Linked DNA regions of Homo sapiens: regions 1, 2 and 4 are each linked to region 3. Evidence: chromatin contacts called from ENCODE Hi-C or POLR2A ChIA-PET data. All regions are on one chromosome and are shown on one strand. Each heading gives the region's core, a stretch centred on a gene start or an enhancer-like site at or near the end of the contact. The rest is flanking DNA. Distances are from core to core; before and after follow the strand shown.

The links. Hi-C counts contacts between places; a loop is a spot of excess contacts on that map. ChIA-PET counts read pairs that join two places held with the same protein, here RNA polymerase II (POLR2A). Pooled maps may share reads with other maps.
Region 1: a loop to region 3 is called in a pooled map, with 2.5 times the contacts of the local background. The contact joins two enhancer-like sites. A Hi-C loop is called at or near these places in 3 of 50 pooled maps. POLR2A ChIA-PET finds 5 or more read pairs at or near these places in 2 of 52 experiments (activated T-cell and activated naive CD4-positive, alpha-beta T cell).
Region 2: a loop to region 3 is called in a pooled map, with 2.9 times the contacts of the local background. The contact joins two enhancer-like sites. A Hi-C loop is called at or near these places in 1 of 168 maps with a recorded cell type or tissue (CD4-positive, alpha-beta T cell) and 4 of 50 pooled maps. POLR2A ChIA-PET finds 5 or more read pairs at or near these places in 1 of 52 experiments (activated naive CD4-positive, alpha-beta T cell).
Region 4: a map of CD8-positive, alpha-beta T cell shows a loop between it and region 3 (6-fold over the local background). The contact joins the promoter of LINC02325 here to the enhancer-like site in region 3. A Hi-C loop is called at or near these places in 2 of 168 maps with a recorded cell type or tissue (CD8-positive, alpha-beta T cell and naive thymus-derived CD4-positive, alpha-beta T cell) and 6 of 50 pooled maps.

The regions. Positions count from the first base shown.
Region 1 is chr14:97,619,014-97,621,909 of GRCh38, forward strand. No RefSeq gene overlaps it. Among named protein-coding and RNA genes, the nearest start is that of LINC02291, 66 kb to the right of the region's middle. Within about 2 kb of position 1,643, at least 3 of the 41 ENCODE cell types and tissues checked have a DNase peak (open chromatin) inside an H3K27ac peak, as active enhancers do.
Region 2 is chr14:97,992,841-97,996,041 of GRCh38, forward strand. No RefSeq gene overlaps it. Among named protein-coding and RNA genes, the nearest start is that of LINC01550, 16 kb to the left of the region's middle. Within about 2 kb of position 1,376, at least 3 of the 41 ENCODE cell types and tissues checked have a DNase peak (open chromatin) inside an H3K27ac peak, as active enhancers do; they include CD4-positive, alpha-beta T cell, where a contact is called at or near this core.
Region 3 is chr14:99,190,882-99,193,795 of GRCh38, forward strand. All of the region lies in intron 3 of BCL11B (BCL11 transcription factor B), which reads right to left. Among named protein-coding and RNA genes, the nearest start is that of BCL11B, 80 kb to the right of the region's middle. RefSeq lists an enhancer at 1,049-1,610. Within about 2 kb of position 1,315, at least 15 of the 41 ENCODE cell types and tissues checked have a DNase peak (open chromatin) inside an H3K27ac peak, as active enhancers do; they include CD4-positive, alpha-beta T cell and CD8-positive, alpha-beta T cell, where a contact is called at or near this core.
Region 4 is chr14:97,457,464-97,460,412 of GRCh38, forward strand. LINC02325 (long intergenic non-protein coding RNA 2325) reads left to right here and starts at 1,353. Exons shown (of 5, transcript NR_110166.1): 1 at 1,353-1,464.

The DNA.
Region 1 (2,896 bases), core at 393-2,892, 1.6 Mb before region 3:
TGAGACAGAAGTACCCTTGTTTAGGTGTATGTATATTATGGCATTTTGATCTGCAGATGAGAAAGTAAGAAAAAGCTCAACTGCCTTCTTCTTGCTTAATCATCACTTTCTCTGTGAGCTACTGAACTTATCTGTGGCTGTCCTGATGGTCCATTTCAGAGGCTTCTAAATGCCTACCTGTAGAACAGAGGTGGTTTGAGAGGTTGTTTTCACCAGTCTGCAGTGAAATGAGAAAAATAAGAGATGCAGCATGATTTTCATGACAATAACTTTCTTTGTTTCAAAGAAATGCTTTTGTCCCTGTGCCTTTAAAATGTCCTTTCTTGTATAAAATTATGCTGCTGATGTTACTATGTTTATTATTGTTGTTGTTCTAATTTCTTTAATTGGCAAGATTCGGAGTCTGCAGTACTTAGAAAAATTGCAAATAGATGTTGACTCTTTTGTTCTTCCTGAATCACCTCAGTGCAGAGATGAGAGTCTGGTGTTAGGTGACTGGTGCACCTTGTACAAGCTCACATCACTCTTCATGGTCTTTGTAATGATCTTGAGGCCTGTGTTTTTATTCTCCCCATTTAACAGAAGAGTAAACTGAGTCCAGATAATTTTGTTAAGCACTGATATTTTAGATTTTTGCTTATCATTTGACTCTAAGTTCAGATCACTTTTTTTTTTTTTTTTTTCAGAAAAATTACACTCTCCTATTACCCAAGTCATGTTTGAGTGGGATTTCTCTATGGATTGATGCTGTCCCAATCTTTGGGTCAGAGGTCCCAGTTGATTCATAAAAGTACACCTAGTTTAGAAAAAGTGACAGTATTTATTTGGGGGAAAAAGTTTTGAGCTCTCTGCATTAGGATCCTGCCAATATGCCCTCTCAAATTATATGCTTCTTAAGAAAAGAAGTTTGCTTTAATAAAAATAGATTCTATGCGACATGTTATTCTTCATAATTGGACCAAAGAGCACAAGGAGCACACACTTACAAGATAATCTGAAAATGAACGGACAAATAATATAGTAATCACCAAATCCTTATTACTTGAAGCCTATCTGCGCCAGGAGGCCCTTTCTCCCTTGATGATCAGGCCTGACCCCTATTAATTTTAATAGGAGTTAAATAGTCACGTCAAGGGAAGTATCAGGGAGTGCATTTGCAGCAAACCAACCCCAGAGATTAAGACCTCCACTTTTGGCTTTCTGCTGAAAATGTGACACATTGCCTGATGCTTATCTGCTTTTAATTGTGTGTTGTGTGTGTATGTTTTTCTCCCTTCTTTTTGCAGAGGAGGCAATTTGCAAATCGTTGCTATCTGCCTCCCTACAAGGAAGAGATAAATTATATGAGAGACTGTGGCGTTTGGCCTGTTTGATATCCTTTGCTGATAAATTGAAGTGTACCTTCATAATTAATACCCAATCTTTTCTGATAGGCTTTGCCACGCTAAACCTTGGAGGTATCTAACTGTAATGAAAAACCATTGTTGTGATCACCTTGCTCTTTTTTCCCTTTTTACCCCTTTCATCAAAAATATGCACAGAGGTTTTGTTGGACAGAAAGATCTCTCGGTTTTATTAAGCAGCATCTTCAAAGATTCAGCAGAGACAGACTTGCTTCTGTGAGCTTTGTAACATGTAAGTGACATTTCCCTGCGTTTAAATATGGCTTTGTTAGGCAGTGCTTGCAATCAGAATGCAAAAAAAAAAAAAAAAAAAAAAAAAAAAAAAAAAAAAAAGCCCCACTGTTAGAACCTGAAACCAAAGAGAAATAGATCCTCCTTTAGTTTCACTTTTGAAATAGGAAGTCGAGGGAAAGTCAAAATCAGACAAATCAAATTAGATTTAAAATTCCTGTGAACTCTCAGAATGCACGATCAGGATAAACATTTCTTTCTGAACCAAACAAAGCAAGACACCATTTAGTAAGATTTTATGATGGATAAGTGAGACTGCTCATTTGTGTACGACTTCACAACTAAGCAAAGTAATTAGAAAATTAGCTCATCAGCTCCCCAACCTTCTGACTCAGATGGGGCAAGGATTTTAGAAATAAGGCCATTTTACAGATAAGGAAATTGAGGCACAGAAAGTAGGCATGACTTCTCAAGGCAGACGTGGGATCAGAATATAGGTCTTCTGATATCTGCTGCAATTATTTTGCCACAAAAGAAGACTCTCCAACATTTTATGGTGATTTACATGTCAGTATATAGATATGAGGATTTTAGCCAAAACAGAGAAGAGATGAAGCCTGTGCCATCTCATTGGCTAGCCATCCCCTGTTGTCTTTCATTCTCTCTTTCTGCAAAACCTGCCACACCACAGGCTTTTTGAGGAGCATTCCTCTCACCTCATGCTCACTATTCTTGTTCCAGAGTCTTACTACGAATTTTATTCCTGGCTCCAGATCACATTCACTAGCCCTTGCTATTACGAGCGAAGTCATATTCCCCTGCCCATACACAGAGGCCAGAGCAAATCCTCAAGGCCTGGAAGGGGCAGCATCTTGGAGACACTTGGCAAGATACATGGCTGGAGACCTCAAGCTACCCTCCTAGACACAGATAATTTTTTTTAAGTTTCTGATTTGCAGAATTTTTATGGGGAAACAAAAGTAAATCAAACAAAACTAAATAAAAGACTGTATTTTTAAGGGCCTTTCATAAGTCGAATTGGCTCTTGCAATTCTTGTGACTCCACAACATGAAGCCATCTATCCACCCATCCAAACCTCCAACCTTCATTGGTCAAATATTAATTGAATCCCTGCTTTATATAAAGATCCTGCCTGCAGTGGAGCTTACATGCCAATATGAGATGGAGACAATGAGTAACAAACAAGTTTAAAGCAACAAGTAACAGACAAGTTGAAAGGTGATGTAGAGAAATGTAACAC
Region 2 (3,201 bases), core at 126-2,625, 1.2 Mb before region 3:
TTTACTTCTACCCTTATTCACCCAGATGTAAGTTTACCACCTGTATTTTTCATAAACTATTAAAAAATACATGGATTATAAACAAATGAGCTTATCTTAGACATACCCTTTGAGACTGTTTGAAGCTTGTCTGCCCACTGGACTTTATTGTATTCTTGCTTAATGCTTTAGCTCTGCCTTTGAGGAATAAATGAAAACACATGTGGAAGACAAATCACTCCTTGTCCTTCCAAATATGCCATGAACTGCCTGATCAAAGGGAAATGAGAAAAGCCACTTTTCAAATGGGGCCCCAGGGGTCCCTGAACCAAACCAGTCTCTCTGGGGCCAGGAAGGACAGATCCCCAAATCTGCTCCAGTTCCCCAAGGTGCCTGCTGGACCCAGCACCTTTGCCCTCATCATCAATGAGAGGAAGCATCGATGTAATCCTTTATGCTTGGTGGGACTGTGGGAAATAATATCACAGACAAACACTGGACCCCCAGGAGGGGCCTTCTTCAGATGACAGGAAGGCAGACACAATTGCAAATACCTTGTGCCTGTGTCTTCTAAGACAAAACAGTTGGACTCTTTGGACACATGGCTGATCTTCTCTCCACACATAGGGTAAGAACAATTCTATTCCTTACCCCATGGCTACCAAAGTGATGGATTCCTAATGCTGGGCTGACTGTTTCATGCATCTTTATGAGTACCACGTGGGACTTCTCACTGAGTTTACGATGAAATGTGAATCCCTAAACTCGGATTTTGGGGCCTTCAGGAGCAGCTTCCTCATTCTCCATCTCTTGTGTTTCTAATTCCCTAAATTTTACATGCTCTTCCTTAAGTCCATTCCTTTGCAGTTAACTTTAAAAAATGATGATGATAGCAAAAATAACAATAATGATACTAATAATACAGTAAGCCCTAGCTGAGCTATAGTCATCCTTTCCACTCAACTGAACACATCTTTAGAGAGTCTTCTCTTTCATCATCAGATGTGTTAGGCAACCTACTTTGTGACCTCAGCTGATGCCTCTATATATTGTAATACTGTGTTTTATCAACTTGTCTATGATTCCTTGAGGCCAACCAAAGGCGATGTTCAAGCTCTTCTTTCCATCCCTAGCCACTAGCTCAGTATCAGGTGTTTAGGAGATGCAGAATGAATGTTTGCCAAATTAATATGCACATAAGTTAAATAGGACCCCAGTCGGTTATATGGGTTTAGTGAGTCACAAAGAAGAAAGTGGTGTGGGGACGGTTGGAGGGAACAGAACAGGAAGAAATAATACCTCCTTGAATCAACAGTGTCTACATCACCTCAGGTGAAAGGTGAGAGAGAGAGGCAGGCACTTCCTTCTTTAGAAGGATCAGAGGGAGCAGGAGGCTGAGAATGTGACCATTCACCCCACTGAATTAGACCTAGGGATGGTGACATGCCCGGCAGAAACTCCTGTGTGGGGCCAAGTCATCTTGGCCATGCAGGCAAAGACATGGTGAAGCAAGAATCTCTGTGGGAACATTTTGTAAAGAAGAGGCCATCGAGGATGTGGGGTTTTACAAACAACCTTCATCATTATGAGAACCGTTACCACTGTTACTACAGGAAACTGTGCACACAGTAAAAATGAGATGGCAAGCACAGGCTCTGTTGCAGAAGAAGAAATGGAGTACATTTCCTGATAGTAGAGTAAGAAAGAAAAAAAAAATTCTGAGCCACTATGACGCTGCCTAGTAAAACATAGTGAGAGACTCCTGTGTAATTTTAAATGTTCTGTTAGCCACATTTTAAAAAAATGTAAAATTAAACAGGTGAAATGAAGTTTAATGATGTATTTGACTTAACCCAATTCATTCAAAATATTATTTCAATCAGCAAACCACACAAAATTATCAATGAGACATTTTACTTTTTTATGGTATACTGAGTATGAGAACTTGAGTTTGTTTTCCACCCACAGCATATCTCAATTCAGGCTGGCCACAGTTCCAGTGCTCCATAGCATAGTGTGTTGGTCACTCTGTCCTGGAGGGCATAGGACGCTGAGCACTGTCTTTACATGGTCCCTGTATCTAGTGTGTAACTGACTTTGAGGAAATATGGACAAGGGCTTTTAATGACAAGAGGCAGACCTTGAGGTGGGCCACATGTCACAGATGTCACAGCCAAAAGACTTCTACTTTGGTGGTCCCAAGGCCAGCATAAGAGGTGCTGTGAGATCATAGAGGAGCCCCTTCCCTTCTTGATGAATGGTCTGCATCAACACCTACAAAATAATAGTTTGGACCAGATGATGATAGTCTCTTAAAAGTATCTGCATGCATCATCTCCAACCCGCACCACCACTCCAGAGCTAGAAGTCAGACTCAACATTCACACTGGCCCTCATATGTTGGGTATGACATTGAAGGTCACATTCACAACAAGCCACAGAGCCAAGATGGGAGCCTACACCTGTGAGTCAATTCACTGGCTTGTGGCAAATAGTTAAGGGCACTTTGCTTGTTATTCTAGGAAAAGATATTGGAACTCTGAATTGTGCGTATGCATAACAGATTTGATTTGCTCAATTGATATGAATGACTACATCACCAGGTAGATGACCTCTGTTCTGTGGTACCTCCTGCCTTCTCAATTAAAAACTTTGCAGGCTGCCTTTCATCTTACTTAGGTTGAAACAGAAGCACATTTCAAACGTAGTTTATTTCTTCCACCTCTTTCTTATACTCCGGTTGGTTTGGGCTCTTGAGCATTCATAGAGACAGCTCCCTGTCATTTTCTTCACATTTTCCAAAAAGAGGAAATGGGGAAAAATATCAAAACACCAGACAGGTTGTTATTGCAGCATCAGAAATCTCAGTGGGAGCTTTGTTAAGTCACTGTCCTCCACCAGGAAGCAGGAGTACACCTCTAAGGCATTCTGAAGCTACCCAGACATTCAGCCCATCCTCCCTCTCTCTACTCCACCCCAGGCAGATCATAAACACTTCTCCTGCCAGCCTTGGCCTGCTGATGTCAAGAAAAGCCCATGCACCAGGTCCTGTCCCAGTGCAGGACTGGGAAGAATAGCTTCAAGCATGGGCTCGCCTCCCACACTGATCTGGTTCAAGTCCCAGTTTCTCATGTAGCATGTGGCTCTGGGAACATCTCTTATCCTATCTTCCTGTCACGTTCCTCACCATAAAAGTATATTACTAATAATACCTCTTCCCAG
Region 3 (2,914 bases), core at 65-2,564:
ACTCCCACCGCCCGCTTCGGCCACACGGGGGGGGTCACCCTCAAATTAGGGTCATCCTGTTACTTCTTTTTAAAATATGCTTTGGGGGTAAAATCTAACAATGGGAATTCAGTCCCAATTTTCAAGGAAGGCCTTTGATTCCACTCTTTTATTATTGGTTATTCTTGAACCTCAAAATAGATACTAATATTCCCCCAGGCCTTTTCCAGGTTGTTGTCAGTTAGAAAAAAACAGCCTAGGACAGTGGTTCTCAACTGAGGGTTGTTTTGCCCCTCCAGGAAACCTGCGGCAATATTTGGAGATATTTGTGATTGTCAAGACTGAAGGGGCTTGGGCTTTGGGGTGCTACTGGCATCTAGTGGGGAGAGGCCAGGGATGCCACTGCACATCTACGATGCACAGGACATCTCCCCAACAAAGGATGAGCCAGTCCACATAGCAACTGTCCCAAAAGTGGGCAGCCCTGGGCCACACCCGTCAACTTAAACACTGGCTTCCTTGTGGGGACCGCACCTAAATCTAAAAAAAAAAAAATAGACTGAAAGAGAAAGTGGGGAGTCAGGAAGAGAGTGGGAAAGGGAGAAAGAGGTGGAGAGAATTGAAAAGACAGAGAGAAGAGGAGGGGCCCACACCATCTACTTCTCTGGCAATAAAGAAACTGTGGAATCCCAGTCAATTTCATCATTGTAGAAATCATTTGAATTCCAGAGTTGCCTGGAGCTGAGAATCTGGGGCTCCTAGGGAGCTCCGAGCCTCGTGAAGGGGGAAGGCAGCCTGAAATGGCAGAGGGGGCAGGGGGACTGCATTTGTCAGCACCCCCCTGCCCGCAGCCCTCCACCAAAAAAAAAAAAATGCTCCGAGTGACTTCCCTCCAGAGCTGGGCTTGGCCACTAAGGCAGGGATGTCAGGGGCTGCCCTAGATTTGGTGGCTCAGCTGTGAGCCCTGCAACAGCGGCTGCAGGAGATGAAAAACAAATATATACTTCCTGAAGTCAAAGAGATAAAAATACAATTTCTGCTGCGTATGCCACTCTTTCACGCAGCATCAACACTTATGTGGGGTGACGGGGGGAGGAGGATGACCACGCAAGCTTAAGTGATTTTTTTAAAAAACACGATCCAGAGAGATTACATAAAAAGTACAATTAAGGGACGCTCAGAATCCCGAGGCCTTCAAGAACGTGCTAGCTCCGGAATATTTTTAGAACAATCACTGGAGTGATTCTTCTTAGTTGTAGAAACACTCCAAATCAGAAAGTCAATTTTTCCTCTATTTGCAGCAGTGCTGGCTCCACTGGACGGAATGCGTGTGTTTTGCTTGGCGGCTGTTCATAATACTGTCTTGGCAGCGTTTCCTTGGAGCGCACACGGTGAACCTGGCTCTCGCATACAGTAGCACTTTCATTTTAAGCGCCCCAGCCACGCTTCCCTAATAACAGCCTGGGAACTGCAAAACCCCTGTAAGCCCAGCCCTTTAAATGGGGAACAGAGCAGGGCTTTCGGGGCCCCGCTCGCCACAATAGGGACTGTAAACTGGGGCTGGTGCTTTCAATCAAGAAACGTGGCTCTCGTTAGAAGGCAGAAAATAAAACAATGCCGGCACGTTCTGGAGACCACAGCGCGCTACCTTTCACCTCGTCCTCGCCACACACACCCAGGCCCAGCCCCGCTGCCTCCTCTACCCTCCTGCTGTCCTGCCAGGTACCAGGTGTACCAGACCGGCTGAAGTTTGGATGGGAAGGGACATGGCAACTTGGGAACCACACTGGGGCTGGGGCTGTGGGCCAGAAAGATCTGATTCTCCTGCTTCCTAGCCTTGGCTGAACATGAATGAGTGAGCTCAACTCTGAGCTCCAAGTTCCTTATCCATAAATGCGAGTGACACCTGTATTGAGGATGTGGAAAGATTCCAGAGCGTGCATGGAAGAGTCCTGCCTCTGGTCAGTGCTCAATAGAGAATGCTATTTAATGATCAAAATGTAAATGAGTGAATGAATGAATGAATGAATGAATGAGTGAATGAATGGATAAAAGAGTGAATGAATGAATGAGTAAATTAGTGAATAAGTGAATAAGTGAATGAATGAATGAGTGAATAAGTGAGTGCAAGACAGCAGGATGGGGCTAAGAGGGGCTAAGATGAGATGGGACCGCTCATGAACAAATCCCCAAACCCCTCTCTGTCACTGATCAGCCACCGTGGTCAGCCACTGCCACCAAGTAGTCGTCATTCAAAAGGGGCCTTCCAGGTACAATTTCAGCCCCTCCCTGGCATCAAGAAACGTAGTGATTTCGGCCTCTTACAACTGGCTCATCACCACTGTCTGTTCGCACACTCCTCTTTCTTTCTCCCTATGTTGTTTACAAAGGTTTCATTATGTTTTCAACTAATCAGAAAGGCCCCGCTAATACACAATTAACATGTGATTATAAAAAAAATTAAAATAGCTTCCAGAAGAAGGAAATGTAATTAAGTAGAGAATGCTTTTCAATAAGTGCTTGCTTTAACCCATTGTCAGAACACAGTCTACGTTCGTCCACAATGCCTAGAACAGATGCCAAGGGCAGAATGTTAAAAGGAAGTTTAAAAAAAAAAGGGGACATTATTTTCTGGGGGAATAATAGCCATCAACTTGGTACAACATGCCGGAGAACTCGGATTCCGGCTGCAGAGGAGAGACCCTCCTCCCAATCCTCTTACCTCTTTTTTCTGGAGAAAGAAAAAAAAGTTTCCCTTCTAAAAAAATGAAATAAATGATTAAAGCCAAATCTAAGATAATAAGAATACATGCAACTAAATAGAGAAACCAACAGCCAAACACACACACTAACGAACCCCACTGCCAACAGAAGTTCTGGTCCAGACCATGAAGAGGGTTTGATAGCACCTCTTTTTCATCAAGTCTGTGATCAT
Region 4 (2,949 bases), core at 103-2,602, 1.7 Mb before region 3:
AGGGCAGCTGGTTCCTTTGACCACCTCATTCTAGGGAAAATAAACAGGGACCCTGGAGCAGTCACTAACAGAGGGGAGCAAGTATCCTCTCTCTGCAGTAGAATCTCTGAAAATTCGGATAACGTTAATTGTGCCACTGTGGTGGCAGTGCAAGAAATTCCTGTTCATCCCGCTGCAATGATGATTAAGGTAACAAACACCCAGTCGGGAAGTCAGGCTCCGGCCCTGGAGAATAGTTGAGGATCGCCTGTAGCATATTGTTCCACTCTGCTGGCATCCTAACTAGACAGCTTTAGTTTTAGCATAAAATCCATATTCCAGACCTTTATGGAGCAGAGAGGCAAACTCCAATGCTGCCGTTGCAAGCATCAAACAGCATTAGAATGAATTAAGGAGATTTAAGACTCTCGATGCTGTCGGGGCTCTTCTCCATCCCCTCTGTTTTCTCCAAGGAGCTGTTTTAAAGGCGTGGGGGGCAAATTGGAAGAAGGGAGTGGGAAAAACGCAAACCAATCACGCTAACCTCGCTCCGGAATCGAAGTCTGACTCTGTACCACGCATGGATTTAATTGGGAGAGAGGTCTTTTAGAGACACTCTGGGTGGGTGCATAGATCAGTCTGGAGTTTCACAGTACGGCTTCTTCCAAGGTCAGAGCATGTGTCCAGGGTCTTCCCCGCTTCCTGGTGGACGGGAAGGCGTCTTCGGTCCGGTGGTTGACAAAAAATCCAAAGAGGGCGTCAGATGTGTGCACTCTGGTGTTTGGAATTTAAGTAAAATCTGTAATTTTCCTCCTGCATTTCCTCAGAGAAATTAGCTATTCTATTCACTGCATAAATTTTCAGGTTTTGCTAGCACGACACTCAGGGTGTTGAATTTTTTATGACAAAAATGCTGTAATAATTGTTGAACAGATGTAAGTGTTGGAGACTCGGCTCTGGCAGACCTCACGAAACCTCGATTAGCAATTTAACCCTGTCCTCCCTCCTGTCCGCACGCCGGGGAAGAGGAGTTGCAGTTTTGAATGGCTTCACTGGGATATGCACAAAGGCAGAGAAAGAGTTTTCTGGAGAGCAGGGGAAGTCCTTTAACGAGCTCTTATGCCCAGCCAGAAAAGGAAGAACTCGGTGCAGCCTAACCCTGAAATTACCACATTACCAAGTTGTCTAGCTGGGTGATTAATAAACTAATTGACACGGGGGACACTTGTCACTGGCGAAGCAGCTCCCTAGCCAAAGCGAGGAGCAACTACATAGCGTCTCCCGGGGAGCTGGGAAGTGACAGTCTACACCCGCTTCCGGGCTCCCCGTGACATAGGCCAGCCGGGCCTCCATTTACACCTCAAAGCAAAGTCACAGAGGGATCCGCCCCTTTCCTGGCTGCCTACACAGAAAGCAGCCATGGGAGACTTGCCGAGGACTTTGTCCACCAAGTGATGAAAGCATGCAAATGCCTCCGAATCAAAGGTAAATCAAAAGAAAATGGCAGCCCGCAAGAGGAGGCGGCGGTGACAGCCCGTCAGCCGTACAGCCACCCGACAGGCCTGGTGGCAGCGTGGAGGCTGCCAAGAGAACCGCCTGAGGAGGCTGCCGCCAAGACAGATGTCACGGCGAGGAGGGCGCGCTTCCGTCGCTTTCGGCGGGGCCTCATGGAGCAGGAAGTGGTACTACATGTGCCACTTAAGAGAATAATAATACTAATAAAACTGGGCGTTGTGAAGGGGGAGAGGTGGGGGAGAAAGGCTGGTTAGAGAGAGAGAGAGAAGAGGGGAAAGGCATGTCACAGTGTTTGGTAAAGGAGGAACTGAATTGATGGCCATCCTGAAGTTTGTGTGTGTGCGCACATGTGCGTCCTTTAGCAGGCTGGCTTTCCCTAGGCGCTTACAGCATCTTGAGAGGCATTGTGCTGGTGGAGACGTGGGGTTCTGGTGACAGCTGTGTCTTTGCAAGAGAGGAGAGGTGACCACAAGGCCACAGAGGTCCTCTAGTTTTTATAGCCCTCTTTTCTGCCTTTCCTGGAAATTGACTTTTGGTTTCCTGCCAAGATTGGGTTGCCCATTATACAAAAAAGCAGACTCCTGCTTGGGGCATTGCAGAGTTGCAGAGATGGAGGGAGACAGAGGCAGGTGAGGAAAGCCTCAATGTCTGATTTTCTCTGTGTCTGCCTCTGTGTTATTTGCGGATGGGTCGTGAGCCCCAGCCCAGCAGCCCACGATATTCGGACCTTAAGTACTGAAAATAACCTACTCCCCTTTTCATGGGTATTTTAAATTAAAATTAATATATAACAGGCCAGGTTTAGTGGTTCACGCCTGTAGTTTTCAGCACTTTGGGAGGCTGAGACAGGAGGATCGCTTGAGCCCAGGAGTCTGAGACCCACATGAGCAACGTGACAAGACCCCATCTTTACAAAAATAAGAAATAAAAAAAATTAGCTAGGCATGTTGGCATGTGCCTGTGGCCCCAGCTACTTTGGAGGTTGAGGTGGGGAAGATCACTCGAACCTAGGAGGTTGAGGCTGCAGTGAGCAGTGATGGCACCACTGCACTCTAGCCTGAATGACAGGGCGAGACCCTGACTCAAAAGAAAAACGTGAGTGTGTATGTGTATAATAATAATTACATATATATATATAGCCATTACAGCAAGAATGTCCAACATAACAGCTCTTATGTGTTTTTTGTATGTCAAGTTTTTCTAAAAATTGCTGACTTTGAGGTGAGACTTCTGTTTTACCTGTGCTCTGAGCAGGTGTTTGGGCTGCATGTTGGGAAATCCAATCCCAGAAATTGTGTAAAAAATAAACTATGTTTTTTTAAATTCTAAGATGATTAACTTTTGTCTAGGAAGTGATTGCAGATAGGTTCTTAGCCATAAATGTATAAAATTGTCATAAACCACAACATATTGATTTGATCATAAGAAATTCACTTTTCTAAATGTCCCCCCTCC